Regions from separate parts of the Homo sapiens genome. Here region 1 is linked to region 2. A link is a contact called in ENCODE Hi-C or POLR2A ChIA-PET data. All regions are on one chromosome and are shown on one strand. The core of a region is the stretch at or near the end of the contact, and the rest is flanking DNA. Distances in the headings are between cores, read along the strand shown. Region 1 has its middle 16 kb from the start of COX7A2L. Region 2 overlaps MAP4K3 (mitogen-activated protein kinase kinase kinase kinase 3).

Evidence for each region. A loop is a pair of places that touch in the nucleus more often than their neighbours do. ChIA-PET counts read pairs that join two places held with the same protein, here RNA polymerase II (POLR2A).
Region 1: a map of posterior vena cava shows a loop between it and region 2 (24-fold over the local background). The contact joins two enhancer-like sites. A Hi-C loop is called at or near these places in 1 of 168 maps with a recorded cell type or tissue (posterior vena cava). POLR2A ChIA-PET finds 5 or more read pairs at or near these places in 1 of 52 experiments (endothelial cell of umbilical vein).

What each region holds. Positions count from the first base shown.
Region 1 is chr2:42,341,103-42,348,820 of GRCh38, forward strand. It overlaps a transcript of COX7A2L not described here. Among named protein-coding and RNA genes, the nearest start is that of COX7A2L, 16 kb to the right of the region's middle. RefSeq lists an enhancer at 1-732. Within about 2 kb of position 1,580, at least 14 of the 41 ENCODE cell types and tissues checked have a DNase peak (open chromatin) inside an H3K27ac peak, as active enhancers do.
Region 2 is chr2:39,428,488-39,435,809 of GRCh38, forward strand. All of the region lies in intron 1 of MAP4K3 (mitogen-activated protein kinase kinase kinase kinase 3), which reads right to left. Among named protein-coding and RNA genes, the nearest start is that of MAP4K3, 5.1 kb to the right of the region's middle. Within about 2 kb of position 3,429, at least 3 of the 41 ENCODE cell types and tissues checked have a DNase peak (open chromatin) inside an H3K27ac peak, as active enhancers do.

The DNA of each region.
Region 1 (7,718 bases), core at 330-2,829, 2.9 Mb after region 2:
AATATGCTGGATGACAACTTATGGGTGAGTCCCACAGGGGGACACAGTGGTTTATTTCAGTCCTCCCTCAACCCCTCCTGCTGTGGCCACTAGACAGGAGCGTGGAATGCTGGCCCTCAGGAGACTGAGGCTGCAGACAGGCCCTGATGAGAACTCACATCTACCCCTTGGCAGGAGCAAGGCCACCCACACCTAAGGCATAAAGGCTCAGAATAAGCCAGGTCATGGCGTCGCAGGGGGCAGCACACTTCCCTCCCGACCTGCCCAAGTCCCACCTGGGCAGACCATGCCTCACTTGGTACCCCAAGGCCTGCCCAAGCTTGCCTGGGCTGGGCGGCCTACCTTAAACACTCCTTAACTTCCTTTCCCACAGCCATGGGATTGCTTTTTGCAAGTCATGTGGTTCAATCTAGCCAGCAGTGCTCCCCCAGCCCTCCTGCTGCCGTGGGCGCCCACATCCTTCAGCTCAAAGAACAGGTCCTGACTCAGAGTGATGGGTGGGGGGACACAAAGTTATAAAACCAACTTTCCAAATGACAATTTGCTCAAGAGTACTTAGTTCCAGAGGAGGCAAGGGAACAGCTACCAAGTATAAACAAAGGCTGCTCTGTGTAACTCAACTTTAATTAGAATGACAACTAATTGAAAGTAATTTAATGCTAGTTCATGAAAGATTAATGGAATTCATGTTTTGGAGATGCTGAATGCAACACAGATTTGGCCTGAAACACAAATCTAACCTTTATTCACTTTAATTATTCAGTCAGAATCATTTCCTGGGAGCAAGTCTAGTCTCTGGACGGCTCTAATCAAACACCACTGAACTTTGAAGACATCAACTCATTCAGCTGCAACTCAATTTTCAAATTAATCTGCCACATAACATGGAGGCTTTGTGGCCTAAGCAGGGGGCAGGTGGGAGGGGAAGATGGGGTTAAAGCCCTCCCAGGTATGAACTGATTCTAGAGCATCTGACCTTCCCCACCCTCTCTAGTGGCGAGGCACTTCCGGAACTGGTGCCAGGTCTTCCTATGAGAGGCTGAGCTGAGCAACCACGCTGCCTCCATGCTTGAGCTCAGGGCTCCACACTCACAACTGAAGCCTAAGCCTGGTACAGCTGGAACCCTGAAGGGGGCCCTGGACCAGCAGAGCCTGCCTCTTCCACCCTAGCCTAGCTGCCCTTCCCTGCTCTCTCCCTCTCCCTAGGAGAGCTGAGACGAGGGACTTGAGCTCTCTGCTTGGCAAGATGCCCTCAGAAACCACCCCAATTTCTGCACCCACTTATTCCTTGGCCCTTCAGGCAGGCACCAGGTACGGCCCACACAGACTCAGCCTCTCCTTCCCTGCCTTGGAAAACCCAGGTCCCTAACTCCATCTGCTTTACTTTACAGCCCTTCCAAGGCTTCTTCCTAAAACCTTCTCTGCCAAAGGGGAGGCAACGCCACCATTTCTCACAGCCTGGGGCAGCTTGGAATGTGATATTTGGAGTCAGCAAAGATTCCAATCTGGCTAATACACATTAGGCAGTGTAGAGACCTGTGCTTTGGCCCTGAGGCACAGCCATGTGACCATGACTAATCTATGTCATAGACGAGGTCAGAACAAGAGAAGGCAGGATGTCCCAGGAGGGCTGTGTCAGAACTCAAGGAAAAAAATATGACCTAAAGAATGCTCTTCCTGGCCATTCAGCGCCCCCCGTTTCGGGTTTTGCAGCAGACTTCCCCTGGGAAGTCAGCTCCAGCAGTCTTGGGACCCTGGGCAAGCAGCATCTGGGCCCCCCACCTGCCCATCCCAACACATCCTGCAGCAGTGCCGCACCCGGGCACCGTGGAGCCACAGAGGTCAGGAGGCCTGATTCCAGCTTATGCAAGTGACAGTGGCTGATGGCAGAGGAGACTGCAAGTGATCGTCCCACTCCCCTCCTACCTCAGGAGGTGCTGAGCCACCCTCACTGCTCTCGTTCACGTCATGAGAGCAAGAGTCAGCTGCTGCCGCCCTCCAGGCTACCAGGCCTGACCTGCTACCACCAAGGCATGACATGGGTTCCCAGAACAGCAGCCACAGCCAGATTTCCCTCCACCACACCCACCCGGGCAGCCTCCTCTAAAGTCACCAAACCCCGCCAGTCACAGAGAGCTCCCAGATCAGAACAGGTGAAGGATAACTGCAGAATTCCTCAATAACAAGGCCGTTTGCTAGCCATGTGGTCTATCAACCCTAAGAGGTGGAGAGACACCCTGAAAATGACCCTAAGCATGGTTCATCTCTGAGGCTCCAGCACCTAATAGTGTGTGCTTCTGCGCACTAATTAAATGTCTAGAATAACAGAGAATTAATGCAACTCCTTGAAGACTGTGGGTTAGGGAGTCCCTGAGGAGCCAAAGATACCGGCCAATGATCCCGACAAGAGGAGCTCTAGGGACAGGGCCCCATTTCTCAGCCAACCCGACATGGGCAGTCTGTGGTACTAAATAGTGACCCAGCCTAGGAGGTGTGGAGGCAAAACGTCAAATATATGTATTAAATCACTGGGACCAGGCAGTATCAGAATTTCTCAGCAACCAATTTTTATAGCCCCAGGTATAACCTCTAGCTATTGAAGATGAATGGGACAGAAAGTGAGAGGTTTACCAAGCTTTTGACCATGAGGAAAATCAGAAGGAAGACGTGGGGATGAACAGACCTCAATGTCAGACAAGCCAGGGGAGCCTGCCCAAAGCCACACACATGAAGAGAAGAAAAAAGCAGATAAATAAACGAAAGCTGGCCAGTGTTATCAAAGCCACACCAACCTTCACCTTACCCAACAGCTTCACAGCAAAGTCACACTGGATGAAGGGGCCGAGAAGGAGAGCGAAAGCTAGTCAGACCCTGAAAGGGAATCTGGCTGACAGAAAGAGCAAAGCCAGGGATAAGTGGGCACTGCTTTACAAGGACAAGTGTAAAGTAGCCATTTTCAACCTTTCTTACCCTTGTGTACCCTAAAAAAAAATTTACATCTATGCATATCTAAGCTTAATACGTAAAATTCTTCATTTTAAATTTAAATAGTTGCAAAAAGTATAGTTTCTATTGTTATAAATATTAGCTAAATTATTAAATCAGTTCTAAATGTATCCAACGGAATGTAACCTCCACTGCAGTTGGACACCCACCTTCATCTGGTTAAAAATACACATCTATACAACAGTCAGAAACCTCTGCTTACACGTGTTTTTCCATTCCACTCCCATACCTACAACTCTGTCCCAAAACATTTACCCTACTACAACTTTAGGAATGAAAGTCTCCTTTTGCTCATACATAATTCTCTGTAACACTCTAAAATTGAAATTTGTTTAAATTTCCTGTGACCATAAACTCTAAGTGTTAGAAATACTTTTGTTCTAGATTGAATTATTACAATTACTATTAGTACATATTTGACCAAAACAAAGTATGAGAAAATCTGTCTTAGAATGCGTCGCAGGCCCGGCGCGGTGGCTCACGCCTGTAGTCCCAGCAGTTTGGGAGGCTGAGGTGGGCAGATCCCGAGGTCAGGAGATGGAGACCATCCTGGCTAAGGCAATGAAACCCCATCTCTACTAAAAATACGAAAAATTAGCCCACGTTGTGGCAAGCGCCTGTAGTCCTAGCTACTCAGGAGCCTGAGGCAGGAGAATGGCGTGAACCCAGGAGGCGGAGCTTGCAGTGAGCTGAGATTGCGCCACTGTACTCCAGCCTGGGTGACAAAGCAAGACTCCGCCTCAAAAAAAAAAAAAGGCATCGCAATTAGAGGGAGGGAGCTGGTTCCGGTTTCCATGGATAAATCTTGCTTACTGTTAAAATAAGGTAATTTCAGCATCAATTCCATTCCCATTTTTATTTTTACAGATATAAGCACTGAAAAACCTTGTTTTCATAAACAGAAGGGAATGAAGTTTCGTGATAGCAAAATCACAATTCTTTGAACTCCTGAGTTATAAGTCATGTGTGATCTATTATCAAAATTATTTTTAGGCCAGGTATGGTGGCTCACACCTGTAATCCCAGCACTTTGGGAGGCTGAGGCGGGCAGATCACCTGAGGTCAGGAGTTCGAGACCAGCCTGACCAACATGGAGAAACCCTGTCTCTACTAAAAATACAAAAATTAGCCAGGTCTGGTGGCACACACCTGTAATCCCAGCTACTCAGGAGGCTGAGGCAGGATAATCACTTGAACCCGGGAGGCGGAGGTTGCAGTGAGCCGAGAATGTACCATTGCACTCCAGCCTGGGTGACAAAAGCAAAGCTCTGTCTCAAAACAAAAACAAAAACAAAATTATTTTTAATGATCAAGTGACAACTTAGCTGGCTCCTCCTTCAATTTTGTTAAAAACCTCTAAATTGCAAAAAAAAAAACTGTCAGTCATTAGAGACACACACTTCCTCAATGTTACCAATATTTGCACATATTCCTACATTGCCCCAGGGATGGTTTTCACTCTCCAGGGCAACACCCCTTGGTGGGACAAGAATGGCTGAGGGTCTGCCTTCCTTTCAGAGTGAAAGACCATCATACAGGACCCCCTTAAGCCAGGTGTGCTCTGCAGCAGCTTAATTTTAGGAGGTATAATGGAGGATGACTTAAAATAATTCCCTTAAACTATCCTTGTGTGGGTACCCCATGAAGTCTTCATACCCCCGGGGTCATGTGAACCCAGAGCACTGTTGTGAAGAGTAGGACCGCACTTACTCAGCACCGTGGCCTAACTGCATGGCCTGGAGGAGGTGAGTAGAGGGAAGGACCCTGTATTAACAGCATCTCATCCAGACAGCACTGAGAAGAGACGAGCCGGTGAGAGGGAGGAGGGTCTTCCTCTGAGTAAACAAACCAACCTGGCAAGGGTTCAGAGTAACGTGCTTAGAAGGCATAATCCTAACTCTGAGAATAAAGCGAAAGATTCTGCACCGTCAATTAACATCCAAGAATAGGGCAGCCTGCACTCCTTCCCTGCATCTGCCCCCACAGCCTGGCACCAAACAGCTGACTGGCCCAGTGGAGGACACCTCACCCAAATGGGACAATAACATTCTCTCTCTCCTGGAATTAAGGGCATGTTGCCAGCAGCTGGACAACAATTTCCTTCCAAATCCAATGAGAAACAGAGAAAGCTGGTCTGCAGAGACAGAATTAAACAGCTGCATAATCAAGAGAGTGACAGAAAGGACAGGTACCTTGGACTCGAAGGCAGTCCTTGTGAGGCCCAGCTTCGCTCAGGTTCTGAAAAATCTCCCTTTGTGTATCAGCTGGATTTAATGAATTTCTGGAGCTTGCAATCAGAAGAGGTTTGGCTCAGGAGTCACTAGAGACTATTCCTGAGGAAGTCAGCCCAATAGACCAATACATTTAGCATTATCAATAAGTACTCTGGGCCAGGCAAGTGGCTCACATCTGTAATCCCAACACTTTGGGAGGCTACAGCAGGAGGATTGCTTGAGGCCAGGAGTTCAAGACCAGCCTGGGCAACACAGCAGCAAGACCTCGTCTCTCCCAAAAGCTTACTGCAACAGCGCCTATTGTCCCACTACTTAGGAGGGTGAGGTGGATCACTTGAGCCCAGGAGGTCAAGACTACAGTGAGCCAGTATCGAGCCACTGCACTCCAGTCTGGGCGACGGAGTGAGACCCTGTCTCAAAAAAAAAAAGGAAATTAGCTTTTTATTATAATTAGTGATGTTGAATATCTTTTTTAAAAAAATGTTTTATTCTTTTTAAAGTTAAATTATATTTCCTTTTTTTATGAGCTATCTATTCATGTACTTTGCCCATTTATCTCCAGAGTACTTTTTTTTAAAAATTCTTTAGAGATTGGCTTTTGCTCTGTCGCCCAGGCTGAAATGCAGTGGCGCAATCTCAGCTCACTGCAGCCTTGACCTCCTGGGCTCAAGCGATTCTCCTGCCTCAGCCCTTTTTGTATTTTTGTAGAGACAAGGTTTCACCATGTTGCCCAGGCTGGTCTTGAACTCCTAAGCTGAAGTGATCTGCCACCTCAGCCTCCCAACATGCTGGGATTATAGGCGTGAGCCATGGCGCCCGGCCTAGTAAGGCAATTTAAACCACAAAGAAATGTTATCACTTAGAGGACTGGCAAAGATCAAAAAGTTTGGTAATATTTTATGTAGACAAAGGTAAAAAGAAACAGGCACTCTCAACACTGCTAGATAGGAATGTAAACCAGCACCTTTTTTTTTTTTTTTTTTTTAGTAATTAGCACTATTGAAATTGGAAATGCACATCCCCCTCACCTCCTAAATCTCACGTCTAGAAATGATCCTAGAAATATATCCAACATTGTATTAAATGACAGCTAAAGATTATGCATTAAAGTCATATTTATAAAAGCAAAAAATTTGAAACTGAATACCCTTCAAAAAGAGACTAAACTATGGTACATTCATAAAATAAAATCCAATATAGAAAAATGAGACAGAACAATCTCTAAGCTACAAGTGAGATTTGGAAGGTATACTAACTACCATTTAGGCAAAAATAAAACAGGCAAAGAAAATGCGTTGGCCGGGCGTGGTGGCTCACACCTGTAATCCCAACACTTTGGGAGGCCAAGGCACGTGGATCACCTGAGGTCAGGAGTTCAAGACCAGCCTGACCAACCCGGAGAAACCCCGTCTCTACTAAAAATACAAAATTAGCCAGGTATGGTGGCGCATGCCAGTAATTCCAGCTACTCGGGAGGCTGAGGCAGGAGAACTGCTTGAACCCAGAAAGCAGAGGCTGCGGTGAGCCGAGATGGCGCCATTGCACTCCAGCCTGGGCAACAAGAGCGAAACTCCATCTCAAAAAAAAAGAAAATGCATCTATATATGTTCATAGAATATATCATAATAAACAGAGGAAACTGAGGTAAGGAAAACACAAGGTCAGCATGGAAGCCATCTTGTCTGTCACAAGGTAGGGAGGTGATCAAAGACTGATAGGAGATGCTCAAAGAACACAGAAGCCACATTTCAGCATCAAAATCAATAATGGCAGAAATGCTTACTATACATCAAATCAGGAAATTCCATCAAATTTCTTTAAAGGCTCATCTTCACAGAAGAAATATCAAAAATGTAGAAGGAATGACAACAGAAAAAATCAGTTTACAACTACCTTAGTAATAATTCAGTCAAGAATGACCAATGAACAGAGTGCAAACTGCTGAGGACACGATATTCCTAGTCTCAAATATCGCCCCTCAGGCTACTTATTAACTGCAAAGGGGAAAGGGTATCAACTTGACAAGGGAGAAATCCGGCAGACACAACTTCAAATCACCAATAATGGGACAAACTGGTATCAAGTGCCACCTGACATAACGAGGACACCATATCACCTATAAAAAATTCCTGACAAAAATGTTTAACCTGAAACCACCAATGAGACAATCAGACAAATCCAAGTTAAGGAATGTCCTACAAAACAACTTGCCTGGACTCTTCAAATAGGTCACTATCAGGAAGGGCACTGGGGACTGACTATTCTGGATAAAAAGAGACTAAACAGTCACAACATGCTGGGCACGGTGACTCACGCCTGTAATCCCAGCACTTTAGGAGGCTGAGGCGGGCAGATCATGAGGTCAGAAAATCGAGACCATCTTGGCCTACATGGTGAAACCCCATCTCTACTAAAATTACAAACAATTAGCTGGGCATGGTGGTGTGCACCTGTAGTCCTAGTTACTCGGGAGGCTGA
Region 2 (7,322 bases), core at 2,179-4,678:
CATGGCGAAACTCCATCTCTACTAAAATAATACAAAAAATTAGCTGGGCGTGGTGACGGGTGCCTGTAATCCCAGCTACTCGGGAGGCTGAGGCAGGAGAAGTGCTTGAACCCGGAAGGCAGAGGTTGCAGTGAGCTGAGATCATGCCATCGCACTCCAACCTGGGCAACAAGAGAAAGAGCAAAACTCTGCCTCAAAAAAAAAATCTTTGGATACATAGAAAAAATGGATATCTTTTTAAATAGTCATTTTGCCTGTTTCCCTTTCATTTTTGTCAATTTTTATTAAAAGGAGTCCATGGGCCGGGTGCAGTGGCTCACACCTGTAATCCCAGCACCTTGGGAGGCTGAGGCGGGTGGATCACGAGGTCAAGAGTTCGAGACCAGCCTGGCCAACATGGTGAAATCCCGTCTCTACTAAGAATACAAAAATTAGCCCAGCATGGTGGCACATGCCTATAATCCCAGCTACTCGGGAGGCTGAGGCAGAATTGCTTGAACCCAGGAGGCGGAGGTTGCAGCGACCCGAAATAGCGCCACTGCACTCCAGCCTGGGCGACAGAGCGAGACTCCGTCTCAAAAAAAAAAAAAAAAAAAAAAAAAGGAGTCCATATGCTCAGGGTTAAAAATGAACAAGACTAAGCCAAAGGAAGTCAGAAACTACTAGTACAATGAGAATTTTAATGAAAACTGAAAATATGGCTCACATTATAATTACTACGCAATCCTGGAGAAGTTTTCCACAATTATGTTTCACTGCAATATTAGTAGGAAAAGCCAGGGATAACATTAATTAATTAAAATAAAGCAACATATTGATGAGATAAAGATCATCTAAATAAATGTAAAGGTATATCATATTCATAGATCAGAAGACTCAATGTTTTTAAGATCTCAATTCTCCACTAACTGAGTGACAGATCCCACACAATCCCAGCAGGCTGTGTATATAAAATATCACAAAATTATATACAAAGATATAAAAAATGAATGCATACAAAAACTGGTGAAATCTGACTAAAGCTTAGTTAACTGTATTGTGCCAACTAATTTCCTCGTTTTGATAATGCACTATAGGTATGTAAAGATATCACCACTGGGGGAAGGTGGGTGTTGGGTACATGAGACCTCTTTTCCTCTTTTTGCAATGAATTTAGAATTATGTATCTCAAAATTTAAAGTTAAGACAAAATTCCAGTAGGCTTTTATATTTAACTTGAAAAGCTGATTCAAAAATTTGTATGGAAAAGCAAAGGACCTAGAATAGATAAAACCATTTTGAAAAGGTAGAACAGAATTGGAGGACCCACTCTGCCTAATTTCAAGACTTTTGATAAAGCTACAGTAAACAAGACACTGAGGTATTGGTGAAAGTATAGACATACAGCTCAAAAGAACAAGAGTCCAGATATACTCACATGTGTACTGTCAACTGATTTTCATCAAAAGTGCTGAGGCAATTCACTCATGATTCATTTATACAAAGTTCTAAAAGAGCTTTCATGGTGACCGAAAGGAGAACAATAATTGTGGGTGGGTGGTATTTATGACTGGCTGGGAAGGGGCATGTATTAATCTGTTCTCATGCTGCTAATAAAGACATACACAAGACTGGGTAATTTATAAAGGAAAGAGGTTTAATTGACTCACAGTTCCACATGGCTGGGGAGGCCTTACTATCATGGTGTATGTAGGTTAGCATACAGGCGATGAAGAGGAGATTCTTTGAGCAAGGTAAGGTAGATGATCCTTTATACAGAAAGAATTTTTACAATCTCAAATTTCTAAGAGCTTAAACAAACAAAATAAGTGTCTTATTTCAACATATGTAAATTTATGGTCAAATCTAAAATTATTCTATAGAGTTTAAGGGCTAAGGTAGGCAGTACATTATTACATTAGGAAACCAAACCTATAATCAGGTCAAGGCAGTTAGAACTCAGAAATGTGGCATCTTCCAGAACAAAAAAAGACTAAAAAAAACCTAAAGCAGAAAAGAAATATGATTTTTGTACATATAAAGGTGGTATGAAAAAATAAATAAAAATTAAAAAAGAAACATGATTTCATCTCTTGAATCGAAGGTTTTTTTTGTATTGGTGAACAAAGTCCTCTTCCTAAAAGCCCAATTTAATCGTATTTTAAAAAAAACAAAATAAAAGTCATATGTGATAGCCTACTGCTGTATTCACTAGTCAGTCACTAGGGGTATTTAGTTCAAAATGACGGAGTATCTTCATATGCATATAACAATTATGAACATTGCTTAATATGCCAAAGATACATTAACCCTACTGATTAGATTTAAGACCTAATAATAACCCATTACATTTAACTCATTCTGTACCCACTATTGCCAGAACTCTAAGTCAAGCCCAATGCCACCTCCTCTGCAAGGCCTGCTGTGATTTCTCCCAGTCAGAAATAATGATCTCCTTCCTCTAAACTCATGTAGCCATGGTTTGTTCCTCTCGTGTTGGTTCATTTATTCATTCCATAAATATTTATTAAGAACCTAATATGGGTCAGCTACTCTTCTAGGCTCTGGGGATACAGCAATGAACAAAGCAAAATCACCAGTTTCCTGGATTTATACTCTAGTGGGAAGAGACAGGCTATAAACAAATAAACATGTGGTGATACATGCCATAATTAAAAATTAAGTAAAGAGTCCAACTGAATTTTTTGTGAAGCTAACAAAACTTAAAGTTCAGGCCCCTTCACTTGCATGGTCCTCTATGAGTGCTGAGAGTTGCTGGGACATGTAGAGTATTCCAGGTGGAGACAGGGAGCCAGGGAGTCATCAGAAAGCATTTTTTTGTGAGCATTTGTGATTAAATGCCTAAGGAAGTCTCAGAAGAAAGGGACCTAAGGTTACAGTATTTTGTTGGGATATCTTTTCTCATTCTAAAGATTCACTTTCATACCTTTTTTAATTCTAGTTTTGTTTTCTTAATGAGGGTCCCCAAAACTGCATCAACTTCAGGTCCCGTAAAACCTGGATCCATCCCTGAACTGTATCCCTGAAAGTGGTGGGAGAAGTGCTGTTTTTTGTAGGGTGGAAAGGAGCAGGCTCATTAAAAGATGACATTTGAGCTGAGACTTTAAACGAAGAAGCAAGCCAAACAGATATTGGTGGGGAGGGGTGGATTTTAGGCAGAGACAGCAAGCTAAAAACCCTGAGGCAAAGCATGAGGAATGCAGTTGGTTAGAAGGACAGTAGGAGGAGAAATACATAATAATAAATACTTCTAGACACTAACAGCAATTAACAATGACCACACTTTTTTGTGTCAGGTACTGTCCCAAGCACTTTTCTAAGCATCTCCATTTTACAGCTGAGGAAACTGAGACACACAGAGAGGGATTAAGTAATTGGCCTAAGGACAAAGCTAGTGGGTGGTGAAACTAGGCAGCCTGGCTCCAGAACCCTGTTCTCAAATCACTATGCTGTGCTACAGAGGTCGGTTGTGCAATTATGGAGTATCTAGAGAGTCTCTCAGCCAGCAAGAGATTTAATATGATATAAATGAGGAAACCAAAAGGTTCTGATCTCAAACTATGACAGCTAATAGCAGGTACACATTTTATGTTCCTGTAAATACCAAGTACCAAGCCTTGTCATTTCTGCTACTCTACTCACAGTTCATAACACATTTCCTCTCATATTACAGCTGTTCAATGTATGATGGCTGTTCAATGTACTCTCATGAGAGAACTTACTATTCATTCTTAATACAAAATGATGCATTAGATACGTTTCACCAATAAATACATATACAGATCAAAGGCTGGAGGTAAGTACTTCCTTTAGGTAATCAGATCTGCATCAAAGTCAGAAAACCTGTTTGTTTTTCAAACACTCTAGAAAAATTACCTCGCTACCTGTTTCATTGTCACTTTTCATCTCAAATAGCAACTGATGATGGGAAATTCTACCTTATTCAACTTCAAATGATCTTTCTGAAGTTTAGGGCCATTTCTTCTGGTCTCTCTAGAGTCTATTAGAGTCTATCCTAAATGGAAGTAAATAGAAGTGAGCATAACTCCAAATAACAATGTTTGAGCTTCCTTCAAATGTTCTTTTCTAAATGCTTAAGGTCTTCATATTCCTTATCCGTTAGGTTTAAGAATTGAGTTTTCCAGAAAGGTTCTCACAAATGCTGATTATAATGGAAGAATTAGTCTATGATGATATTAAATAGAACACCTTGAAAGATGCATAATTACAAATAAACTAACACGTAATTATCTAAATGCATATAAATTGGTTTCCTTATTTTACTGCCCAATCCTCACCTTTTTTCCTGCCAGCTTTCACAGACACTTTAAATCTATTTACACAGACTACGATGTGAATCCTACCTGGAAGCTTAACAACACGGCAGCCCGTGCTTCAGAGGGAATGGCTTCCAAACACACAAAGGTGAAAAAAAATCAATATCAACGTTTCCAAAGCATGTTCTACAAAACACTAGTACTAAGGACAAGCAATATGTATTACAGAGAAAAAGAATCTAATAGTCAAGTAAGTTTGGAGTTTGCTAGGTTAAGCAAAGTTTACCAGGTTTCTTTACCATAGGACTTCTCAGTCTTTAACCTACTCATGGTATGGCTTTTCCTGAAGCACCCCAACCACACTTTGGAAAATGCCTGTGTACAGAATTTAGCTAATGCCTAAGAAGCCCAGTCCAGAAGTCACTAAAGATGACTCTAAGGCTTACAGCCTGGAGTCTTTGTGTATCCAGTCTTGGATACACAGGCTAGGAATCATTCACAGGGACCAGACTAAAACCATAAGACTAGGTAAGATACTTCCTCAGAAACCATATTGAGACTATTCTTTCAAAACTTCTTTTGCCTTATCCCATCTCCAGCTTTACTATCTCCTGCTTCTTTCTAGCAAAAAATCTAGAAAAACATAAGGACATCAAGACTTAAAGGGTAGGAATAATAAAAATTAAACTGGAAAACTGCCTGACAAAAGATGGCACAATGCATGTGAAAATCATATTATGATCTATTATAACTACCTAATTTCTCCAAGAAAACTTTTTTGAATGGCAAACCTATGGATCATTTTTTCATTTTTTTGGATCATGAAGCTCTTTAAGAATGCAATGAATGCTATAACCCATCTCCACAGAAAAACACAAATACATACAACATTAAGCCTATTAATTTCAGAGCACTCCATGGGCCTCCTGAGGCCCAACTAAAGAGCTTCAGTTGCCAGCTCCTAGGTCCCTAGGTAACCCAAGCTGCAGGCACTTCATGACAGATAAAGCCTGCAGAGTTACACGACACTTACAAGATACGACTTTAGACAGTGCAGATAAAATGTATATATGCATTGGCCTGAAAAAAATAAAGATAACTTACTTACTAAGTAAAATTTGAGTCATTTAGTCAATACCAAAAGAAGAAGGGCATATGATGGTAATAATATCTCCACAACAAAACAGCTCTGAGAGGTTGATTTCACAAGGTCACATAGCTAATAAATCCCAGATTGTCCACATCCTTGTTCAGTGCTTTGGAACTAAACCACGCCACCTTAAGTACAATAAATATGTTATTACATTGAGTAGGAAAACATTTTCAAAATAAAAATCTCCACCAACCTTCCAAGAATGACTATAATCGGATCTCTTATTTATTTAATCCAATCATTCCATTTTTAGCACGTAAATGCTGACAAATTAAGGAACAAATTATATATATTGGCTTTTGAAAACAAAATGTACTTCTCTCTAGCACAATTAATTTGTATAAATAAGAAAAAACTAAAACAGCAAAACAAATAACAAAAAAATGTAACTTTATAGAATAAACTTGATTATAGACAAAAACATAAACAAGAGTTTGGCAGGCAGGGGTACATGATGTCAAGAACCACATGAAGTTTCTCTGCTTTGGTCACTGGTATTGGAAGAGTCTGGCAGGCAGGGACCAAGCATCTATTATCTGATATCCACTTGGCAGACTACATAAACAGTGAGACCTTGTGGCACAGCAGGAATTAGGTATTCCAACTACTACTTAAAGATCTACACTGACTCAGAGTGTGGCTACAACTCAAATGCTAAACTAAATGTGTGCCTCAGTTTCTCCACTGGAAATGTAATACATTATCTGCCCATCTCCTATCTTTAGAGAGGCAGCACTGCCAATTGGTTAAGAATACAGTCCCTAATTGGTTCAAATTTTGGCTTTGCCACCTACCAACTTTGGCAAGTTAATCTCCTTGTGCCTCAGTTTATTCAACTGCAAAATGGAGTTAACAATAGCACCTATCTCACAGGGTTGCTGTTAGGATTAATTAGAAAAATCTTATAGTGCCTGGCAAGTAACAAGCATTCCATAAACATCAGCTAGTATTATCATTATTTTAAACGAATGACAAGATTAACCAACTTAGTATACCTCTATTACACTTAGGAAATTACAGGCCCTAATTTTTTTTTGCTTTTTAATCATGTGGCTTAACTACTAACTGTTCTTTTTAATATAGCAAGTACACAGCCAATTAGTCCTGTAAAAAAATTCACTGTATACCCTGCCACCTAAAACGTATACATTCATCGAGTTTTAGTTAACTTTTCATCGCAATATAAGCGAACTCCCCCAACCAGTCATAAGTGACTTGCATCCATCCACTTCTACTTTCACAGTCATCACCATATTCCTTAACACCATTATTCTTACCTAGACTATCACAGTGGCCTCCCAACTGCTCCATTCCACTCTTCATGCTGTAGTAGGGAGCTCTTTTAAAAACCTAAATCTAATGTCACTCCTCTGCTTAAAAGCCTGCAATAGTTCCCCATTGTCCTAAACAAGTCCGATCTCCTAATGAGAACTAAGAGGCCTGCAAGATCTAGGGCCACCCTCCCGCTCTGGCTGCTCAGGCTATACAGGCCTTCTTTCACATCGGGCCTCAGAGCCTTCACATATCATGCTCCCCTATCTGGCGTAATCCCCTCTCCCCAGTACCCTAAGCAACGCCTAATCATCTCTGAGATCTCAGCTGAAAGGCGATGAGCGTCTGATACCCTAAACAGGATCAGGTCCTCCTATTACATGCTCTCATAACCCTGATCCTAATACTCTTTTCTGCATCACAAAATTAAACGGCAATAATTATTTAAATGGCTATTTAATACTGTCCTTGTCCAAAAAAATAGAAACACTTAGGAAGATTTGGAACCAAGTCTATCGTTTACTGCTACAACCCAAAGTGCTTACTTGCCAAGTATCTCATACATTGTAGGTGGGCTCAATATATCTATATTGCATAGTAGGAAAAGTGATGAGATCCAC